Regions from separate parts of the Homo sapiens genome. Here region 2 is linked to region 1. A link is a contact called in ENCODE POLR2A ChIA-PET data. All regions are on one chromosome and are shown on one strand. Each heading gives the region's core, a stretch centred on a gene start or an enhancer-like site at or near the end of the contact. The rest is flanking DNA. Distances are from core to core; before and after follow the strand shown. Region 1 overlaps CDYL2 (chromodomain Y like 2). Region 2 overlaps LOC105369213 (a long non-coding RNA gene).

Region 1 (4,737 bases), core at 2,093-4,592:
TACTGCAAGTTCTGTGCCTGCTCCTGTGGACTTTCTAGGTGTATTAGCATACTTACAAGAAGTCTCTTGTGAAAGAACTTCCTTCAAAATCTAGCAGGGCTAAAACGTTGTTTGGACATAGAACTGCCACCATCTCTTCTCTTGGGACACGCTCCTGGTAGGGCTGACCAGGCATGCCGCATGGCCTTGGCACCCCGTGAGTGGTACTCTCACCCCCTCCTCATCCTTGCCTAAAGAAAACTTGCATACACGTGACTGGGACTGGTGACTGGGACGCATCACTCTGCAAATGTTTGATGAATGAACTAGCAGATTTGGGGAGAGCTCAGGTGAATTGTTCAGAAGGCTCTCTCCAGGATCCATCCTGAAAAGAGTCTGCCTCCTCTGAACTTGTCATAGGTGACAAGGTGGCTTGTTCAAACGTGGTATTCAGGAAAGCAGTGTTGGCTAGCAGCTGCCCACATGGCCCCTGGAAGCAGACCGCCTGAGCTCAAAGCTGCCTCTGCACTTGCTGGTGGTGGAGCTTTGGGTATGTCATGGATCTCTCTGTGCCTATTAGCTCATCCAGAAAATGGGAACAATCAAAATGATGGTACTGGCCTCACTGGTGTGTTGCTAGGATAAAGAATAAAAAGATACTCTGTGTGAAACACTCGGGCTATTCCTGGCACTAATATGTTCTTGGAGTTCTTATTATGGTTGTTGTCACTACTGCTGGTACTTCCAGCCATGACTTCTAGCTAAGCTGAGTCTAAGACCAGGGAGTGGGCGCCTGGACTAAGGGGTGGGTTGGAGACTAAGGAGTGGCCTGCCAGGGACCTCTCTGGGGGCCCCAGGATGGTGGTCACTGTTTGGTCCCGTACTGGCTGACTTGGCTCTGAGCTTTGGCTGGGGGAGGGTTCTCCTCCATGCCTCTGGTTAAAGGGAGTTGGGTAACTGGGTCACAGGAGAAATGCCGATTGCTCCAGGGGAAATTGAGGCACTCCTGTGAGCAGAATTTTGCTGCTGGGTCACCTGTAGCCTAGGAGAATGGATCACAGACCAATCTGAGAATTGAATGAGGACTCTGTCCACCCTCCCCAGCAGATGCACTACCCATAATAATAGCAGCAGGGATCGCGTGCTCCCTGCATGTCAGCACTGGGCTAGCACCCTGCATGGACCGTCTCCTTGGATTCTTATTCAGCTCCCTATCTGGGGCAACATCATTGATTTTCCCATTTTACAGAGGGAGAAAGTGAGGCTCCAGAGACCAGGCACCCTGTCCAAGGTCTCACCATTAGTTAGGGGCAGAACTGAGACTTCACTCTGAGTCTTTCAGATTCTGAAGTTGTTGCTCCTTCTGCCACATCAGTGCAGCCCAGCAGCTTTGTCAGGCAGAAGCCACAGGGGTCGGGTAGAGCAGAGGAAGCTGTGTGGGTCAGGTCAGCCTGATGGCCTTGGATGTGGGGGAAGGTGGCGTACAGTTTTCCCCACGCAGCCCCGCCATCGCAGAAGGATCAGATATCGGAGCTGCAGGGCCCGTAATGCAATATCCTGTTTGCTGCTTGGCTCCCAGTGATAGAGATCTACTGCCCGAGGTGAGAGAAAGAGGATGGGGGGTGGCCTTCATTAAACATCGGGTGACATTTTCATATCAAGGAAATGAAGTGCGAGGCAGATTGGATGACACAGGAGGGGCTGGGGCGGAGGGTCAGAGCTCTGCACGCCTGGTCCCCTTTCCCTTGCGTCCCTGATTCCGTTTCATGGATCTCAGGTTGGAAAACACAGAATGAAAGGCTCTGGGGTCCTGCAGAGGAAAGCTCTGGAAAGTCACAAGGGCTGCAGTCCATTCCTGAAGGATGTCATGTGGTTGATGGAGCTGAGGTGGCAACAGTATCAGAGAGGCTTACAGGAGACCCACAGCAGGGAGGCTGTCTTGACAGGCACGGACCCTCTTTTATTAAAAACGTCCAGCAGAGGCGGAATGATGCATCGTTGGAATGTTATGGAGGGAATTCTGCACCGAGTGGAAGATACGGTCCCATGAGTCCTAAAGTCCTTCCCACCTCTGAGATCTAAGACTCTGGAATTGTATGAGGTCACTCAGGAATGGGATGTTTGACAAAAATCATCCAAACCCCTAAGGATTCTCCAAAAAAGTCCATATCCCCCGCAGACCCCAAATTGCTTTCAGTGAAAAGCACTTGCAAAAACCAGTGACCTAACCGAAAACCTCACCATTAGGTTAGGAAGTGAGTGATGTCAGGAGATGGGCCACTGGAATACCAAGCTTCAGAAGTCATGGAGCCAGAACTCCCTCTCTGAAGTAGTACCTTTTGGGGGCCAGCAGGGACTGAGAGCTAACTCCACCATCTTAGGGAATGTGATGCCTCAAGCATGAGTCAGAGGCACGTACTTTTATGATGACTTACATAGATCGTAAGATACCTTCTACCCCCGCAGAACATTAAGTAGACTTCTCGCAGTTGAATCTGATCCCAGTATATCATTATGATATCCACAACTTTTGATAAGACTTGGGGGAAGGAACAGTATTGATTGAGAAGAGATAAATCAGCTCAACTTTTTTTTTTTTTTTTTTTTTTCTCCCTGAGACAGAGTCTCACTCTGTTTCCCAGGCTGGAATGCAGTGGCCCGATCTCGGCTCACTACAACCTCCACCTCCTGGGTTCATGCAATCCTCCTGCCTCAGCCTCCCAAGTAGCTGGGACTACAGGCATCTGCCACCACACCCAGCTAATTTTTGTATTTTTAGTAGAGATGGGGTTTCACCATATTGGCCAGGCTGGTCTAGAACTCCTGACCTTGTGATCCATCCACCTCGGCCTCCCACACTGCTGGGATTACAGGCGTGAATGACCATGCCCAGCCTCGACTTTTGTATTAGTTAAGTATTAGCTGTTGTAACAAGTAAGCCTCATATATAGTAATGTACTTCTCACATACATGAACCTAAAATAGATGTCACCATCAGCCTGTGGCTGTCTTCCCATTGGTGACTCAGGAACCTAGACTTCTTCCATCTTGTGGCTCGGCAAATGTCTTCCAAGACTGCTGTGCCCATCAAGATGAATGGGCTTGGAGGACGCCATGGTGGGAGGTTTGATGTGCACCTGGAAGTGGTACTGGTGGGTTTTTGCTCACATCCTGTTTGGCCAGCACTTGGTGACTTGGCCACAGCCACATGCAGTCGGAGACGGGAAATGTGGCCGGCCAGCAGACCTGGGAAGAAGAGGGAAAACAGGTTTGGTGAAGAGCTGGTTCACCATTGCCACACCTCTGCAGTCTTTGTTCTTGTTCTGGGAGACTCATGTATTTGCTCAACAGCTGTTTACTGAGTGCTAATTCCAATATTGATGGAAGCCAAGCGGTGCCCCAGGCAGACCTCTGGGTGTCCTTAAGGAGCTAAAGGGGAAGAAGAATCCAAAAACAAGCAAATAGTTAGGGTGATTGCAAATTCTGATAATGGTGTTTTTCTGAGAACTCTCAGAGGCCCATGTGGCTCATGCACAGTGAGCAGGGGCAAGAGTGATGTGAGGGAAACCTGGAGAGGTAAGCTGAGGCAGGTCAAGGTCAGGCCAAGGTCAGACCAACGTAATGGGCATTTGGATTTTATTCTTGTGAGTTCTTATAGTTTCTAATCTTTCCTCTGAAAGTAACGAAGGATGCAGACTTTACTAGACATCTTGTGTCTTTCCTCCATGTCCAGATGAATATTAAAATTTTATAGATCATACATAGCAACTAGGAAAAGGCAAAAAGCCTTCTGAGGCAAAGGAAATACAGGTCATTGTTGATGGCTCTGTGTAATTGGTAAAGGTACATGCCTTGCTCAGTGCAGAAGGGCAGGGAGAGAAAATATTGCCCAGTCTTGTAGCCAGGATTGTAGCTCCTTCCTACAGGGAACCCAATTTTAGTCAGAGCCATCCTAACATATTCAGCATTTTAGAACCACCCTTGATGAGTCTGGCATCCCTGCAGGTAATTCAGAATCAGACCATCCTAGGTGTGATTTTTGAAAGAAAAATGTCATCAATCCCAACATGTACCCACCATCTGAAGCTTGAAGTCCCTCTACAGCATCACCCAGCATAATCATTGAGCTAAAATGCAAATACCTCCAGGAATGAGGAATTCATACCCCACAAAGCCACTCCATTCACCTTTGGCCAGAGATGTTAGAACATTCTTTCTCTCTTTGAGTTGAAATATGCCTCCCTGTTACACCTTCCCTGTGGTTCTGCTTCTGCACCTTAACATTCAGGTTGACTTCCTTAGGATATATAGAAATTCTGTCAATATCTAGGGTGCCCATATAACTTACTGTGTAAGCTATGGCTTTTGAGAGTGGAAGGAGATGGTAACTGGGTGCAGTGCTAGGACATGGGGCATGAACTGGGGCAATCTGAGCAAACCAGGACATGCAGTGACCCCATCAGTATACCTCAGAAAATCTGACAGCTGGTGGTTCCATGTCCAGGCAATGAGGCCCTTGCCTGGCACCTCTAACCTCTGACGACCTGAGGGTGCTCCTCACAGCACCTGGGAGAGTCAAGGGTTCCAGTGGGGCTTAGCATGCTATAGTCACCTGTTCAAGAGGATCTTCTTTCTCTCCCAGGGACTTTGTGAAGGCCTTTATCCAGTTTAAGAAGCCTATCGTGGTGGCCATCAATGGGCCGGCCCTGGGCCTGGGTGCCTCCATCCTGCCCCTCTGTGACATCGTGTGGGCCAGTG
Region 2 (5,077 bases), core at 2,576-5,075, 1.1 Mb before region 1:
AGACCTCAGATGGAAGCTGAAGTGGACTCTTGCTCTCCTGCCCTCAGCCGAGGGGCTGAGCCACTCCGGGAGGGTTTTTGGAGGCCTGCTCCGCCCCCAGCTGCTATTAGTGCTGCCACGGCCAGCCGCCTCCACCCCAGGAAAAAGAGGAAGTGGTCAGAAGCCAGCAAGAGAGAGCCTTAAAAGAGGACGTGTCCCAACCCTCACAGTCCCCTCCCTGTCAGGCAGAGTGGAGGAGCTGGCCGGGTACTTCTCAGAGCTGGCCGGGTGCTTCTTGGAACCTTCCACCTGGGGAAGCTGGAACCTGCTTTCACCCCACAATGATATTCTAAAAACACCCTAGAATTGTGAGGGCCTCCAGGCTTCCAGCATCAGGGAACTCTGAGACGCAGTGTTGGGGAACAGTGGGAGCTCCCAGCTCAGCACCCAGCACTCAGCAGGCTCATAGTTCATACGTGATAGACGGGGCCTACATCACAGTGAAGAGTTGCAGGTTCAAATCCTAGCTCTTTTATATATATTATATACATATATTATATTTTTTTTATATTTATTTTTTGAGATAGACTCTTGCTTTGTTGGCCAGGCTGGAGTGCAGTGGCACAATCTCGGCTCACTGCAACCTCCGCCTCCCAGGCTCAAGCAAATCTCCCACCTCAGCCTCCCGAGTAGCTAAGATTACAGACGCCTGCCACCATATCCACCTAATGTTTATATTTTTAGTAGAGACAAGATTTCACCATGGTGGCCAGGCTGCTCTTGAACTCCTGACCTCAGGTGATCCACCCACCGTGACTTCCCAAAGGGCTAGGATTACAGCTGTGAGCCACTGCACCCGGACTCTTTTACATATTTATAGGGTAAAAAGTGACATTATGATCTATGAATACAACGTGGAATAATTAAAGCTAGTTAACATATCCATCACCTCAAACACTTAACTTTTTTGTGATGAGACTGTTTGAATTTACTCTCTTAGCAATTTTGAAATGTACCATACTCTATTATTAATGACATTTACCACGCCATACAATAGGTCTCAAAAAAAACCCATATTCCTCCTATCTGAGATTTTGTATGCTTTGACCACCATCTCCCCATTTCCCGTCCTCGAGCCTCTGTAACCACCATTCTACTCTCTGCTTCTATGAGTTTGACTGTTTTAGATTCCACATATAAGTGAGAACATGTGACACTTGTCTTTCTGGGCCTGGCTTATTTCACTTAGCATAATGTTCTCCATCTTTATCCATGTTGTCGCAAATGACAGAATTTCCCTGGCCATCAATCTCTAGTTCCAGGCTGGAGGCAGTGGCTCATGCCTGTAATCCCAGCACTATGGGAGGCTGAGGCAGGTGGATCACCTGAGGTCAGGAGTTTGAGACCAGCCTGGCCAACATAGTGAAACCCCATCTCTACTAAACATACTAAAATTAGCTGGGCATGGTGGAATGCACCTGTAATACCAGCTACTGAGGAGGCTGAGGCAGGAGAATCACTTAAACCCTGGAGGTGGAGGTTGTAGTGAGCCAAGATTGCACTACCGTACTCCAGTCTGGACAACAAGAGTGAAACTCTGTTTGAAAAAAAAAAAAAAAAAAAAAAAAAAGCTGGGTGCGGTGGCTCACGCCTGTAATCCCAGCACTTTGGGAGGCTGAGGTGGGTGGATCTTGAGGTCAGGAGATCGAGACCAACCTGGCTAACATGTTGAAACCCCATCTCTACTAAAAATACAAAAAATTAGCCAGGTGCAGGTGTGGTGGCAGGCGCCTGTAGTCCCAAGTACTCGGGAGGCTGAGGCAGGAGAATGGCATGAACCCGGGAGGCGGAGCTTGCAGTGAGCCGAGATCGCGCCACTGCACTCCAGCCTGGGCAAAAGAGGGAGACTCTATCTCAAAAAAAAAAAAAAAAAAAAAATCTCCAGTCCCCATTCTGCTTTTTAAATGCTGAATAGTAGTCCATTGTAAATATGTGGCACGTTTTCTTTATGCATTAATCTGTTGATGGACATTTAGGTTGATTCCATAACTCAGCTATTATGAATGATGCTGCAATGAACCTGACAGTGCAGACATCTTTCAACAAACTGATTTCAAATCTTTTGGGTAAATATCCAGAAGTGGGATTGCTGTGCTGGATTTTTTTTTTTTTTTTTTTTGAGACAGAGTCTCACTCTATCACCACCCAGGCTGGAGTGCAGTGGTGAGATCTCAGCTCACTGCAATCTTCCCCTCCCAGGTTCAAGGGATTCTTCTGTCTCAACCTCCTGAGTAGCTAGGATTACGGATGCCCGCCACCATGTCCAGCTAATTTTTGTTGTTGTTGTTGTATTTTTAGCAGAGATGGAATTTCACCATGTTGGCCAAGCTGGTCTTGAACTCCTGGCCTGAGGTGATCTGTCCGCCTTGTTCTCCCAAAGTGCTGGGATTACAGGCATGAGCCACCACACCCAGCCAAATTGCTGGATCTTATACATTGTTTTCTATGTTTGCTAAAACATAGATACCTCTATGTGTTTTTAACTTTTTTTTTTTCACAATGGGATCATATTATTCTACTGTTGTTTTTACTTAACGGTATATTGCAGATCTCTTTCTAGGTCAGCAAATCCAGCCAGCTTTCTTTTTCTCAACCATGGTACCTTGCATTCCGCCGCGTAGATGGATTACACTTAAGTGAAGCAGCTGTCCATTGAGGGACATCTCAGCTCTTTCTAGGTTTGTGTCTTTGCTTCATAAGCAATGCATCTTTGGACATGTATCCTTGAACAGTGGGGTGAGTATATCCACAGGGAAAGATAAATCATTTGCTGTGTAAATGCTGGACACATACCAAAACAATTTTGACAGAAACACCAAATTGCCCTCCAAATACTTCATTGCTTGAATTGGTAACACTCATCTATTTCTTTAAATTTATTTAATGAAGGCCAGGCACAGTGGCTCACGCCTGTCATTCCAGCAGTTTGGGAGGCCAAGGCGGATGGATCACTTGAGGTCAGGAGTTTGAGACAAGCCTGGCCAACATGGTAAAACCTCGTCTCTACTAAAAATACACATAATTAGCTGGGCTTGGTGGCAGGCGCCTGTAATCCCAGCTACTCAGGAGGCTGAGGCAGGAGAATTGCTTGAACCCAGGAGGCAGAGGTTGCCAGGAGCCAAGATCACACCACTGCACTCCGGCCTGGATGACAGAGTGAATGAGACTCCATCGCAAAAAAATAAAAAATAAAATATAATTTATTTAATGAAAAAGTTTAGTTTGTTTAAGGCATATAATTTGACAAAAATCAATCAAGTGATTTTTTAAAATCTACATCTTCAGGGATTATAGAGATGTTAAAAAGCAACCCAGATGGGTTCAGAGAACAGGATCTTTGGCTGAGTTAGCTCCTACCTTCCCAAATAAACCACCCAACCAGTAGTGTGAGAACATGTAAATCAAACCCTGGTTTGGCTGCCCGGCATCCTAGACTGCTGTTTCCTGACTGAGGGGCCCCCTTGTGAAAGTCGCAGTGGAAAGGAGCTTTAGTGAGCACCACAGCCTGGAAGTAAACCTCACCCACATCTTCCACCCTGAGCTCTCTCCTGCCACCCCCCGCCACAGGCCTCAGTGCCTGGAGAGGTCCCCTGCAGGAGGGAAGGAGCCAGGTACAGTCATAGTCAAGACTGTTTCAATCCCAGCTCTGCCAGCATCTCACCGAGCCTCTCTGAGCCTCAATTTTCCTAATCTGTCAAATGTGCCCGATAAAACCTAACTGGTTCACAGGGTTGTAATGAGGATAAGATGTGGAAACAGATATGAAAGTCACTGGCTTTCCTTCCTTCTGTTTGGGTTTACCATCAAGTCTACAAATGGGGAATAGGAGATCCGAGTCTGGGGTTTTCTGACCACAAGTGCTTTCCCAGAAACAGTCTTCTTTGAAGTTATTTTTTTGCAATTTGAATAGTTTATACAGGCACATGGCATGCCATTCAAAAGGTCTCAAGGGGTAAGTGCAAGAAGTCCCCTGTTTACCCCTAATGTCCCCTCCCCCAAACCAGTTCTCCTCTCCGAGACATCCTTAGTCACCTCTTTCTTGTGTCTCCTTTCAGACTCAGTCTTTGAGCATTTCCACAAAAATGCAGCATTCTGCATACTCTGCTCTGCACCTTTCTTTTTTCATTTTTTTTTTTTTAATTTTTTAAGTTTGAGACAAAGTCTCACTCTGTCACCCAGGCTAGAGTACAGTGGCACCATCTCGACTTACTGCAACTTCCACCTTCCAGGTTCAAGCAATTCTCATGCCTCAGCCTCCTGAGTAGCTGGGATTATACGCATGTGCCACCAAGCCCAGCTAAATTTTGTATTTTTAGTAGAGATGGAGTTTCACCATGTTGGCCAGGCTATCTCAAACTAAGGGCCTTGGCCGGGTGCGGTGGCGCAGGCTTGCAATCCCAGCACTTTGGGAGGTCGAGGTGGGCGGATCATCTGAGGTCAGGAGTTCAAGACCAGCCTGGCCAATATGGGGCCACCCTGTTTCTACTAAAAATACAAAAATTAGCTGAGTGTGCTTGCAGGTGCCTGTAATCCCAGCTACTTGGGAGGCCGAGGCAGGAGAATCACTTGAACCTGGGACGCAGAGGTTGCAGTGACCCAAGATCACGCTACTGCACTCCAGCCTGGGTGATTCCATCTCAAAAAAAAATGGAAAGAAAAAAAGTCATTCATTTAACAGTCATGTCTCTAGTCTACTGTAATCTAAAACAGTCCGCCAGTCCATATTGTCTTTTATGACACTGACATTTTTGAGTGTCCAGGCATTTTGCAAATCTCTCTTAACTTGAATTTCTGTTTCTTTCCTCATAATAGATTTAGGTTAAACATTTTTTTGCAAGAATATTATATAGATGATGTTGCACCTTATTATTTTAAATGGCTGCATGGTATTCCAGTATATGGATACATCACAATTGATGTAACTCATCCTCTATCCACAGATGTGTAGATGACTTCCAATCATTTATTTAAAAAACAATACTACCATTAATAATATTATTATTATTTCAGACAGAGTCTTCCTCTGTCGCCCAGGCTG

Evidence for each region. ChIA-PET counts read pairs that join two places held with the same protein, here RNA polymerase II (POLR2A).
Region 2: POLR2A ChIA-PET joins it to region 1 with 11 read pairs in BJ. The contact joins two enhancer-like sites. POLR2A ChIA-PET finds 5 or more read pairs at or near these places in 2 of 52 experiments (AG04449 and BJ).

The regions. Positions count from the first base shown.
Region 1 is chr16:80,612,721-80,617,457 of GRCh38, reverse strand. It overlaps CDYL2 (chromodomain Y like 2), which reads left to right. Exons shown (of 7, transcript NM_152342.4): 5 at 4,622-4,737. Among named protein-coding and RNA genes, the nearest start is that of LINC01227, 42 kb to the right of the region's middle. Within about 2 kb of position 3,342, at least 3 of the 41 ENCODE cell types and tissues checked have a DNase peak (open chromatin) inside an H3K27ac peak, as active enhancers do.
Region 2 is chr16:81,747,504-81,752,580 of GRCh38, reverse strand. All of the region lies in intron 2 of LOC105369213 (a long non-coding RNA gene), which reads right to left. It also overlaps a transcript of PLCG2 not described here. Among named protein-coding and RNA genes, the nearest start is that of PLCG2, 29 kb to the left of the region's middle. RefSeq lists enhancers at 1-515, 3,680-3,749. Within about 2 kb of position 3,825, at least 3 of the 41 ENCODE cell types and tissues checked have a DNase peak (open chromatin) inside an H3K27ac peak, as active enhancers do.